Linked DNA regions of Homo sapiens: region 2 is linked to region 1. Evidence: chromatin loops called from intact Hi-C (ENCODE). Cell type or tissue: ascending aorta. All regions are shown on one strand.

What was found. Peaks named below come from ENCODE experiments on the same cell type or tissue, not always from the same donor. Only the 100,000 strongest peaks of a DNase experiment are listed, where the experiment ranks them.
Region 2: a loop joins it to region 1, with 6 times the contacts of the local background. A loop is called at or near these places in 27 of 110 quality-filtered maps.

The regions. Positions count from the first base shown.
Region 1 is chr6:33,286,638-33,291,637 of GRCh38, reverse strand. WDR46 (WD repeat domain 46) reads left to right here and starts at 2,399. Exons shown (of 15, transcript NM_005452.6): 1 at 2,399-2,536; 2 at 2,625-2,834; 3 at 2,944-3,024; 4 at 3,168-3,280; 5 at 3,403-3,490; 6 at 3,612-3,673; 7 at 3,920-4,024; 8 at 4,133-4,283; 9 at 4,412-4,547; 10 at 4,744-4,843. The coding sequence starts at 2,468. It overlaps PFDN6 (prefoldin subunit 6), which reads right to left and starts at 2,037. Exons shown (of 4, transcript NM_001185181.3): 1 at 1,718-2,037; 2 at 1,394-1,464; 3 at 1,188-1,312; 4 at 705-922. The coding sequence starts at 1,781. The coding sequence ends at 793. It overlaps MIR6873 (microRNA 6873), which reads left to right and starts at 4,349; the gene lies at 4,349-4,411. It overlaps MIR6834 (microRNA 6834), which reads right to left and starts at 1,393; the gene lies at 1,313-1,393. RefSeq lists enhancers at 2,271-2,804, 3,339-3,872, 3,873-4,406. In ascending aorta, no CTCF peak of the experiment used is centred here; DNase peaks (open chromatin) are centred at 2,087 and 2,347; H3K4me3 peaks cover 2,763 bases; H3K27ac peaks cover 1,808 bases.
Region 2 is chr6:33,206,433-33,211,432 of GRCh38, reverse strand. It overlaps HSD17B8 (hydroxysteroid 17-beta dehydrogenase 8), which reads right to left. Exons shown (of 9, transcript NM_014234.5): 8 at 4,984-5,000; 9 at 4,602-4,795. The coding sequence ends at 4,779. RING1 (ring finger protein 1) reads right to left here and starts at 2,933. Exons shown (of 7, transcript NM_002931.4): 1 at 2,789-2,933; 2 at 2,533-2,668; 3 at 1,647-1,807; 4 at 1,303-1,518; 5 at 1-275. The coding sequence starts at 2,610. MIR219A1 (microRNA 219a-1) reads right to left here and starts at 3,598; the gene lies at 3,489-3,598. In ascending aorta, no CTCF peak of the experiment used is centred here; DNase peaks (open chromatin) are centred at 2,622, 2,982, 3,592, 4,402 and 1 weaker place; H3K4me3 peaks cover 2,261 bases; H3K27ac peaks cover 1,617 bases.

The DNA of each region.
Region 1 (5,000 bases):
GTACATATGAACTGGCTGCTATGAGTGGGGGTGGGGAATTGGCTGAAGGTAGATGCCATGGAACAGGAAGGGGCACAATGTTTTCTGTCCCCATGAACAGAGCAAAAAGTGAGGTATTGGTGAAAAAAGTTTCCTCAGAACAGTTTCTCTCCAGTAACCTCTCTACCACTGGTCCCTTGCTGCAAATGTGTATAAAACAATTTTAGGACAAGGAAATGGCAGAACAACTTTATGGACAACATATAAACTTGGGAGGACTTATAATACCATAAAGCATTACATGCTGGGATTTTAAGTCAGTTTAAAGCTACATTCAAGCAAATTCTAGGAAGACAGAGGCTGAAAAGTACTAATAGAGATGCCAGGGCTGTTGGCAAGGAGGGTAACCACATTTCATCCTGGGGCCTCAGGTTAGAGAACTGTGTATTCTTTTTCAATTAAACCGACATTCCTAGCAATATGGTATGTTGCAAATGCCCTTCCAAAAGAATCATGCCAACCAAGATGAGGGAGAGTTAAGGGTTGTATATACAGGCAAGAAGTAGGTTTGAAGACATTTAGGATTTCACTTTCAAGAAAGAACACTGTGCCACAAAGAGATTCCAAGTGCAAGAGTTTGAACCTGAGGGGGTAATACAGGTGGTGTGTGTTAAGGTGGAAGGGGCTGTGGGGATATGACAGAAGTGCCTGGTCAGGAAACAGAGCCAGGTGTTTTTACATTTTATTAGCTACAGTATAGATCCTAGAGCTGCCTCATTCCCTCCCCTCCCCTCCCCTCCCCCCACCATGGGGTCAGGCCTTGCCAGGAGCCCCTGCCTTTGCTGCCTGGGCCCGCTGGAACTCCTGCTGCAGCTGAGCAAGGGTCTCCCTCTGTTGCTCTGACTGCCGCTCAAGATCCCGAAGCTGGGATTCGTATCGCTTACTAAGGAGAGACAAGGGAGACAAGCAGAAAGGGAGAAATTAGTAGGACTCACTATGGAGAGTGCTAAACGCAAGAAAGAGATAGGTGGAAAACTTGAGATCCAGGGGAGGGAGAAGAAGGGGGGTTAAAAGGGAAGGAAAGGGTTGGAGGAACTGGAGGACTAGGGGCCACTATGGAGAGCTGTTCTGCAATGGTTCAACACCTCTACTCCAATGGTTCACTTGCATCACAGGGTGCAGCACACGGTGGTGGAATAAAAACTCACATTTCAGCTGTGATATAGTCCAGCCTCTTCCCTACTGTGGCCCGAGCCTCCCCCAGCTCCTGTTTGACTAGCACCGGACCCAGAAGTTTAAAGACCACGTTGGACCCATCCAGCAGGGCCAGTTCCTGATGGAGGGATGGGACATATGTGATCAGAACCATGGCTAGTACAGGTCCCTCCTCGCCCCACAAATCCCAGTCCCTCACCTCTTTCACGATATTATTTTCTGTTAGTTGTGCTTCAAGTTTCTGCCTCCCCGACATGGATTTACTTAAGTCTGGGGATGAGAGGAAAGGCAATTTAGAAACATCAAATGTGCCACCTATCCCCACAATCCTAGTCAGGTGGATATGGATCTGAGGAAGCAGAAAAGGATGGGGGCAGCGGGTGAGTGAACAGGGAAGAGTACTGAGACTGAGGCGGGGAAGTCTCTGCACGCGAGGGCCCAGATGGGGCAACAAACCTTATCTCGGTAATGGCTTTGGGTTGTAAGTGCATTGGGCGAGACCATACCGACCCTGTTCCCTTACCCTTCTGTAGCTGTTGATATTTCTCCACTTCTCCCTGTAGCTTCTTCTGGATCAGCTCCGCCATGGCGGGGATGAAAGCCTACTGGGTGCGAGACAAGGGCGCTGGGTCTCACTCTCTGGAAGGTACCTGAGCTCCCTTTTCTGATCTGGCCTGCGGAAATGATAGCACTCTTGAGAGGTAGCCCTGAGGGGCACCGCAACCTCCCCCCCGTCCCGGATATCGACTCCACCCTGTCCCCAGGAGATGGTGGGCGAAACGCAAGACCCCAAGCCTCTCAACCGAAATCCTAACCTACTCACGTTCTTCCTTCAGTAGTAATAAACCCGGAAGTAAACAAGGAATGCTGGGAAAAGACTGTGCCGGAAGTTTCTTTCTGACCCTTGATGGGAAGTGTAGTTCTGACATGTTTAGGGAGTGGAGTTCTGCTAAAAAGACTAGACTAGGACATTTTTAGGCAAGATGGGGAAACTAATCCAGAAAAAGAAACCGCACCGCTACTTAGCCCCTGGCTCCGGACCTGCCTTTCTTTTTTAAATCACTCTTGCATAAGCTGCCGCTCGCGATAAGGTGCCAAAAACTGTTCCGCCCCTCTAAGGAGAGCGTGCCCTCACTCAAGATGGCACCTAGAGAGCTTCATACCTGGTACGCTGCTGATTGGATGAAGGACAGAGGGCTTCCGGGAGTTTTCAAGCCGACTGTGTGGCAGCTGAGAGGAGTTTTGCACGTGGATCGCCGTTCGGGTGGGCGAGATGGAGACAGCCCCCAAGCCGGGCAAGGATGTCCCGCCCAAGAAAGACAAACTTCAGACCAAGAGAAAGGTAGAGGCCTCCCTGGGTGGGAAACGAAGTTTTTAGCTGTGGGGTCGGGGGGCGGGGCGTGAGTGCGGAGTTCCTGATGTGCCTGTAGAAACCGCGGCGATACTGGGAGGAAGAGACCGTTCCGACCACAGCCGGAGCCTCTCCAGGGCCTCCTCGTAACAAGAAGAATCGGGAGCTCCGTCCTCAGAGACCAAAAAATGCTTACATCTTAAAGAAGTCTCGGATCTCTAAGAAGCCTCAGGTCCCGAAGAAACCCCGAGAATGGAAGAACCCGGAGTCCCAGCGCGGCTTGTCCGGGGTGAGCGTGGGACCTGATGGGTGGCGAGGCAGGCCGCCTCGTTCCTTGAGAGTGAGAGGGTTGGGGTCAATCCAAGGCTGTCTGCTAATTGCGTCCTCCTTTCCCCTAGACCCAAGATCCATTCCCAGGCCCCGCCCCCGTCCCTGTGGAAGTGGTCCAGAAGTTCTGTCGCATTGACAAATCCCGAAAGGTGAGGTCCAGCCGGAGAGTTGGGAAGTGCTGGAGGCAGGGAGTGTCTGGGTGAGTTGGATGGAGGCTGGGACAGGTAGCTCTCCTGTGACCCCACTTATCCTGTGGTTCTTCTGCCACTCCTCCCCACCAACAATGTTACAGCTACCACATTCTAAAGCCAAAACTCGAAGCCGACTTGAGGTGGCTGAAGCTGAGGAAGAGGAAACAAGTATCAAAGCTGCTCGTTCTGAGCTGCTGCTTGCTGAAGAACCTGGGTGAGTGAGCCCTAATCTGGACCCCCATTCCCTGCCTTTTGGGACTGTCTTTTCTCGTTTTTATGTTGGTATACTTGCTTCATATTGGGAAGCTTTACTGCCATCCTAACCCTTGCTTTCAGGTTTCTGGAAGGGGAGGATGGGGAAGACACAGCAAAGATATGCCAGGCTGACATTGTGGAGGCTGTGGACATTGCAAGTGCAGCCAAGGTGAGCCTGAGGAGGTAAAGGAGCCAAGGGATTGATTGGTGGTGCAGGACAATAGAGGAATGGGGGCTAGAAGAAGGCGTTACTGCAGGGCACTCTTTTTTTTCACTCTTCTCTTTCCCAGCACTTTGACTTGAATCTGCGGCAGTTTGGACCCTACAGACTAAACTACTCTCGAACTGGAAGGTAAGGTTGAATTCTAGTGACTCTTGAACTAAGATGTGTTTCCTTAACCACTTCAGCCATTCCCAGTGTATGTTTGGGTTGCTGATGAGGGGAGGGTCCTTCGATTTGCTTGGGTGTGAGGGTAAGCACCTACAGCAACATGTGTCTGCCCGCCTGGAGAGATGGGGCTGGCGTGGGGCAGACCTCAAGTTGTCTGAGTCGGTGGTCCCCTGCCTTAACACCCTGCCTGCCCCTCACCTCCAACAGACACCTGGCTTTTGGAGGGCGCCGAGGTCATGTGGCTGCCCTTGATTGGGTAACAAAGAAGCTTATGTGCGAGATCAACGTCATGGAGGCGGTGCGGGACATCCGGTCAGTGGCCTCACTGTCAGCGGTCAGTTGGGGTGAGATAGTCCATTCCTGATTGAATGATAGCCTGTGACCTCATTTCCCAATTGAACCACTCTTCCTCTCCCCCAGGTTTCTCCATTCTGAGGCACTGCTTGCTGTTGCTCAGAACCGCTGGCTCCACATCTATGACAATCAGGGCATTGAGCTCCACTGTATCCGCCGCTGTGACCGAGTAACACGGCTTGAGTTCCTGCCCTTCCACTTCCTCCTGGCTACAGCTGTGAGTGGCCATGGAGCTCAGGAACTGGTTGGAAGCCCTTGGGATGACCACCTCTCCTTTAGGACCCCAGCAGAGGGAATACAGAGGGCAATCAGGACTGGGTCATTCTCTCTGTCTTTCTCTCTCAGTCAGAAACAGGGTTTCTAACCTACCTGGATGTGTCAGTGGGGAAGATTGTGGCAGCTCTGAATGCTCGAGCTGGGCGGCTCGATGTTATGAGTCAGAACCCTTACAATGCCGTCATCCATCTCGGACACAGCAATGGTCAGTACCTGGCTTAGTTTTGACTCTGACCATCCTGACTTGCTTTTCTTCTATATTTGTACTTCATGAGTCCCTTAAAGTTACCCTTTTATTTCCCTTTTTTGTTATCTCTTGGTCTTGAGTTCCCATCTTTCCCATGTTTAGTAACCTCAGGCTTAGGTGTGTATTAGCAACTTTGGTTCTTCTTCTCTTCCAGGTACTGTGTCTTTATGGAGTCCAGCTATGAAGGAGCCACTGGCAAAGATTCTCTGTCATCGTGGTGGGGTCCGGGCTGTGGCAGTAGATTCTACAGGCACGTAAGTCACTGGTGGGGTGAGGTGTTAGGAGTCATAGGTGGGCAGAAAGGTGTGGAAGGCAGTGTGCTTTAGGAGCACAGAGTCTAAAGCCAGGATGCCCAGGTTTAAATCGCAGTGTTACCACGGATGGGCCTTGCAAGTATAGGCATATTTCATA
Region 2 (5,000 bases), 80 kb after region 1:
GCGTTCCCCCTCCCAGAGTCCCTCCCCGGTCACCAGAGTCTTCCGAACCGGCACCCCCACCCACCCCACCAGTGCCGCCTCCCCCTGTCCCTACACTGCTCCCCCCTGCGCCCCCTCCACGGGGTCGCTTGGGAGCAGGGCCTGGGGCAGAGTCAGGGGCGGAGTCTGAGCTCACATCTTCTCCATCCCCTTCTCCCTCCCCGGGCTCTCCTTCCCCCCCACTCATCGTTGTGGTCTGATCTGACCCTGGTATCGGCCGCCTCACACGCTGGGCCCTGTAGAAGCAAGTGGTTAAGGTTAGAAGGCATCCAGGATAAAGGGCTTAGACTTTAAACTTCAGAGAATTAAGAGATAAGAAAAATCCTAATGACGATACCTAATATTTATTAAACACAATGTGCTAAGCACTCAGTATACTAAGTGTTTTGCACCAATCCCCTTACCTAATACAATGAATCCTATGACACAGGTAATTATATTACCTCTATTTTATGGCTGAGGAAACTGAGGCTTAGAGAGGTTAAGTAACTTGTTAGTGATCATAGGCTGTCACCTCTCAAAGTGCGGTAGCAGCATACACATCCCCTGTGAGCTTGTGAAATGCAGACTCTCGGGCCCAACTCTAGACCTACTGAATCACAGTTTGCATCTGAAGATCTACAGGTAATCTGGATACACATGAAAGACTGAGAGATGCTGGCCTAGGAGGTGATTTAACTTCCAGCAGTATGAATCCGGGGCTTATTCTCAAAATCGCTCTACTGTTCTAACTTCTAGAAAGTCATGGGGTAAACTACATTTTTCCTTTTTTTTTTTTTGTGACAGGGCCTTGTTCTGTCGCCCAGCAGGCTGGAGTGCAGTGTGCAGTGGTGTGATCATGGTTCACTGCAACATCCACTTTCTTCCCAGGCTCAAGTGATCCTATTACCTCAGCCTCCCAAGAAGGTAGGACTACAGGCATGTGCCACCATGCCCAGCTAAATGTTTAATTTGTTGTAGAGATGAGATTTCCCTATGTTATTCAAGGTGGTCTCAAACTCCTGGGCTCAAGTGATCCTCCCATCCTCACCTCCCAAAGTGCTGGGATTACAGATGTGAGTCACTGTGCCCAGCCCTATATTTTTCTTAAGAAGAGCAGGGCCAGTTGTTTACTAAGAAACTGCAATTTACACCCATGATTTCCAGCCCTAATGATCAGTCTGTGGTCAGCTCCTAGGATGCTGAGGCTTAGAAGCTAGCAGGCAACAAGGACTGACCCACGGACCCATCCCATCAGTTCTGCTTCTCTCCTGACCCTCACACCTGTGCATGGCCTGCATGCGTAGCCCCTCCTCAATGCTGGAGCTCAATGCCTGCTGGTTGTGCAGGCGGCTCAGGCGGATAAGCACTCGGTCTTGATGGGCCTCGTATTCCTCCCGGCTAGGATAGATCTTAGAGATCAGGGCATCAAAGTTGGGGTCTGGCCGTAGGGATCGCTTGGACACCAGCTTCTTTCGGCAGGTAGGACACTCCTTGTTCCTGGGGTAGGAGAAGGGAAGCCCTGAGTGGTCAGTCAAGGGAACTGAAGCCTAGGCTGAACCAAGACCAGTGAGAGGGCCCTAACTTTGTACCCCTTCATCTCATCTCAAACATGTCTCTCCTATTACCCGCTCCGTAGGGCTGTGACAATGCAGTCAGAGCAGAATCTGTGGAGGCACTCCTTGGTGGTCATCGTATTCTTCAGCATGTCCAGGCAGATAGGGCACATGAGTTCTGAATGCAGTGACCGAGGGGAAACAGCAATCTCTGTGCCATCCATTATGGCTTCCTGAAGGCATCAGTGAGTAGAAAGGTGGTGTGGGTTAGAGGGAAAGGGGTTTTAGAAACAGCAGCCCATAAAATAAGAATTTTGAGAAATACAGTGAGAAGACCCATGTTGGTCTCTATAGGAGACAAGAATTCTGAGAAAGAGAAGGACTGATGACTTGGAGCAAATGGAGAAAAGACAGACTTTAGTGTCCATTAACTAAGAGTAGGAGCTTTGGAATAGGAGGATCTGAGGTGGCTAAGTGGCCTAGGAGTGAAGATGGCACAAATCTGTGGTTGGGAAAAACTATTCAACAAAATTTTTTAAAGTCCTGGTGCTACCTGTATTAGAACCCCATAGGGTGCCTGTTAAAAATTCAGATTCTGAGAACCCAATTCACTACTGAATCAGAATGTTGGGGGGCATGAAGCTCTGCTTTTAATAAACTCCCAAAGTGAGTCTTATGTGCACTGACTTATGACACTGAATGAGGAACAGGGAAGGTAATTTTTGTGTTTGTGATCTTTCAAATGAAGATAATAATACTTGTTCCACCTCTCTGGCAGGGCTGTTTTGAGGATTAAATGAGCTAAATGCGAAAGTGCTTTGGAAAGATTAAGGTGATTCAAAGGTAGGGCCAGGCAAGGCAGAATAGAGCAAATTACGGAAAAGAAGCTGTGTGATGCGGTCTGTGGATATAAGGGTTTGGGGGAGGGGGTAAGCCTGAAAGGGAGAATGCCTGTCACCTGCGGGGTCCGGTGCAGCTCATACAGACTCAGTTCCCACGTTTTGCTGGCATTCTGGGCATTCGCCGGCGTCGTCATGGTGACCGGGCGCAGACCCCCCACCAGGGCTCCACAGCCGAGGAGAAGGCGAAGAAGGCTGGGGGTGGGGGGAAGGGGAGGAGGGCGTCAGGGGGGCCGCCCCTCGCGTAGACCCCGCCCCTCCAGAAGCGCCCCTCTCCGCCCCCGCTCCCGCCCCCGCGCCGGCACTGCCCCTCACCCAGCTCCAGCCGTTCGCGCTCCCGCCGCCGCCGCGCCTCTCCCTAGGCCCGGGCTCCTGGGCCAAGTTCGCTCGGTCCGCAACCGCTGCTCAGACAGCAGCTCCCGCCACCGCCGCCGCCATGGCCCGGGCGCTGGGGCCCTACGTCACTTCCGCCTGCTCCTCCGCTACACCCGCTCCCCCCGCCGGCGGAGACGTCACCCACCATTCGCGGCGCGGGTGGGACGGGACGTGGACGCCGCGGTTCTCCCGCCCACGGGACGGGCTCGTCCCGCGTGAGGATCCTGCGTCCCGGGAGTTCTGCGCCACTTAGGGAACCACGGTCTCCGCCCCCGGCCCAGCACCGTCGCGCGGCCAACAACCTTAGCCTCGGTTCCCTTCCAGAGGCCCCCACGCGGGGCCTCAGCTCCGGGGGGCCGGGGCCTGGAATATCTGGGACCCCAGGAGGGGACAGAGGGCTCGTGAAAAGGGCTACCTCCCCCACTCTGCGTACCCTGGCGACTCTGGGGATCAACCCCCCTCACTTCTCCGTAACCCCCATTCCAGGATCCCGGGGGAAAAGGCTGCAAAAGATCTGCCGCTTTAGCCTTCTAGTCCTGAGAACACACCTAGGTCCCGATGTGCCCGGGATTCCCCTTACCACCCTGGGGACTCCCTCCACCCTCTGCTTTGGCTCTCCCTAGACCCTCCGACCCGCTCTCCCGCTCGAGGTTTGGGGGCGGCGGCTCGGGACGTCCAGACTCAACTCTCGGCCGGAGCCATAGACTCGAGAATTGCGTTTGGACAATCAGGAGCCGCGGCCCGGGGCGGGGAAGGGAGGGAGGCGCACGGGAGGAAAGGGGGAATGGAGACACCACGCGGAAACAGGGACATACACAAGATGGAGCTCCCATTGGGAAGGGGGGGTGCGCGTGTGGGTGGGGTACACAGGGGCAGAATGTCTGGAGTGGGAAGTGGGCAGAAGCCTCTTCGAGGACTCTAGAGTAAACGAAGGGGATGGGGAGGAAAGAGAAGAGGAAGGGGCAGAGCGATCCCCATTGAGTGTAGGGAATGAGAGGGATACAGGGCGAGGGGGTGGGGGGCAGTTAGAGACCCTGATGGGCATCTTGTCCCCGCCCGAGCTGAGGCTCCCGGACTTGGGCTGCGGCTGCCAGGGGGTGGCCTGTCCCTGGGACAAGGCAGCAGTGGGTGCCCTCGCCCCCCACCCCAGTTCCCCCCTACTTCCCTGTCCTCTCCTTCAGTCCGTGGCCAGTCCTTATGTGGGCGCCAGAGTCGATTAGCGCAGACCCCCCTCCCCTTCCTCCTCCTCTTCCCAGCCCCCTCCCTCCTGCTCTCTCCAGCCCCTTTCATCGGCTGGTTCATTCCCCTAATCCTGGCCCCCTCCCCTAATCCCCCCCATCCGACCCCAGGCCGGCTGCAGCTATTGTAAGGTGGAGAGAAAGGGGAGGGGGGGACTCAGAGAAAGGAGAGGGGTGGGGGAGGGCCACCTGTTCCAAGACCCCCTTTCAAGGCCAGACTGGACACCAAGATGGGGCCATGAACAAATCACCCTTGGGGACCATAAGAACCCAGGGAGTTGGGGGGAGGGGACTGGTGCTGCAGAACCAGTGGAAAGGGGTGACGCACGAACCCCTCCCTTCAAAAAGACCCGGAGTGTCACGCATACACAGTGACACATACTCTTTCCTCTCACACCCGGCGGCGGGGGTTGCCCTGGGAGACCAGGCAGAGAAAGGGAACAATCCTTCGGGAAAGGGAAAGGAGGGGGAGGTGGGGAAGGGTCTGAGGGCTTGGACACAAGAAGAGCCGGAGGTGGCAGGGAAGAGGACTTGGAATTTATTAGGGTCACAAGCACCCCTGCTTCCCATATTCAGCATTCCTGAACCATACACTGCCACCCCTTTTGTATCCTGGGAACTTAGAGTCCTCATCAGCAGGAGGCCAGGCAGAGTGGTGGGGGGGTGAGCAGAGTCCAGGGTCCTTGAGGCAGTTACATGAAAAGACCTCCTGGGAGGGGCAGAAACATTTGGACAGATGCATGGGTGGAGACACAAATGGGCTAGGGGGTACCCACTTCTGTCCCTGGCCTTGGGAACCTCTGCCCTTCCCAGTGGCTCCAGACTCCCCTTACTTGCTTTCTCATATAGTCTGGGTTCTACTTCTCTGCCCTCTCCCTCCCCATGCTGGCCTCATACCAGTGACTTCCACTGAG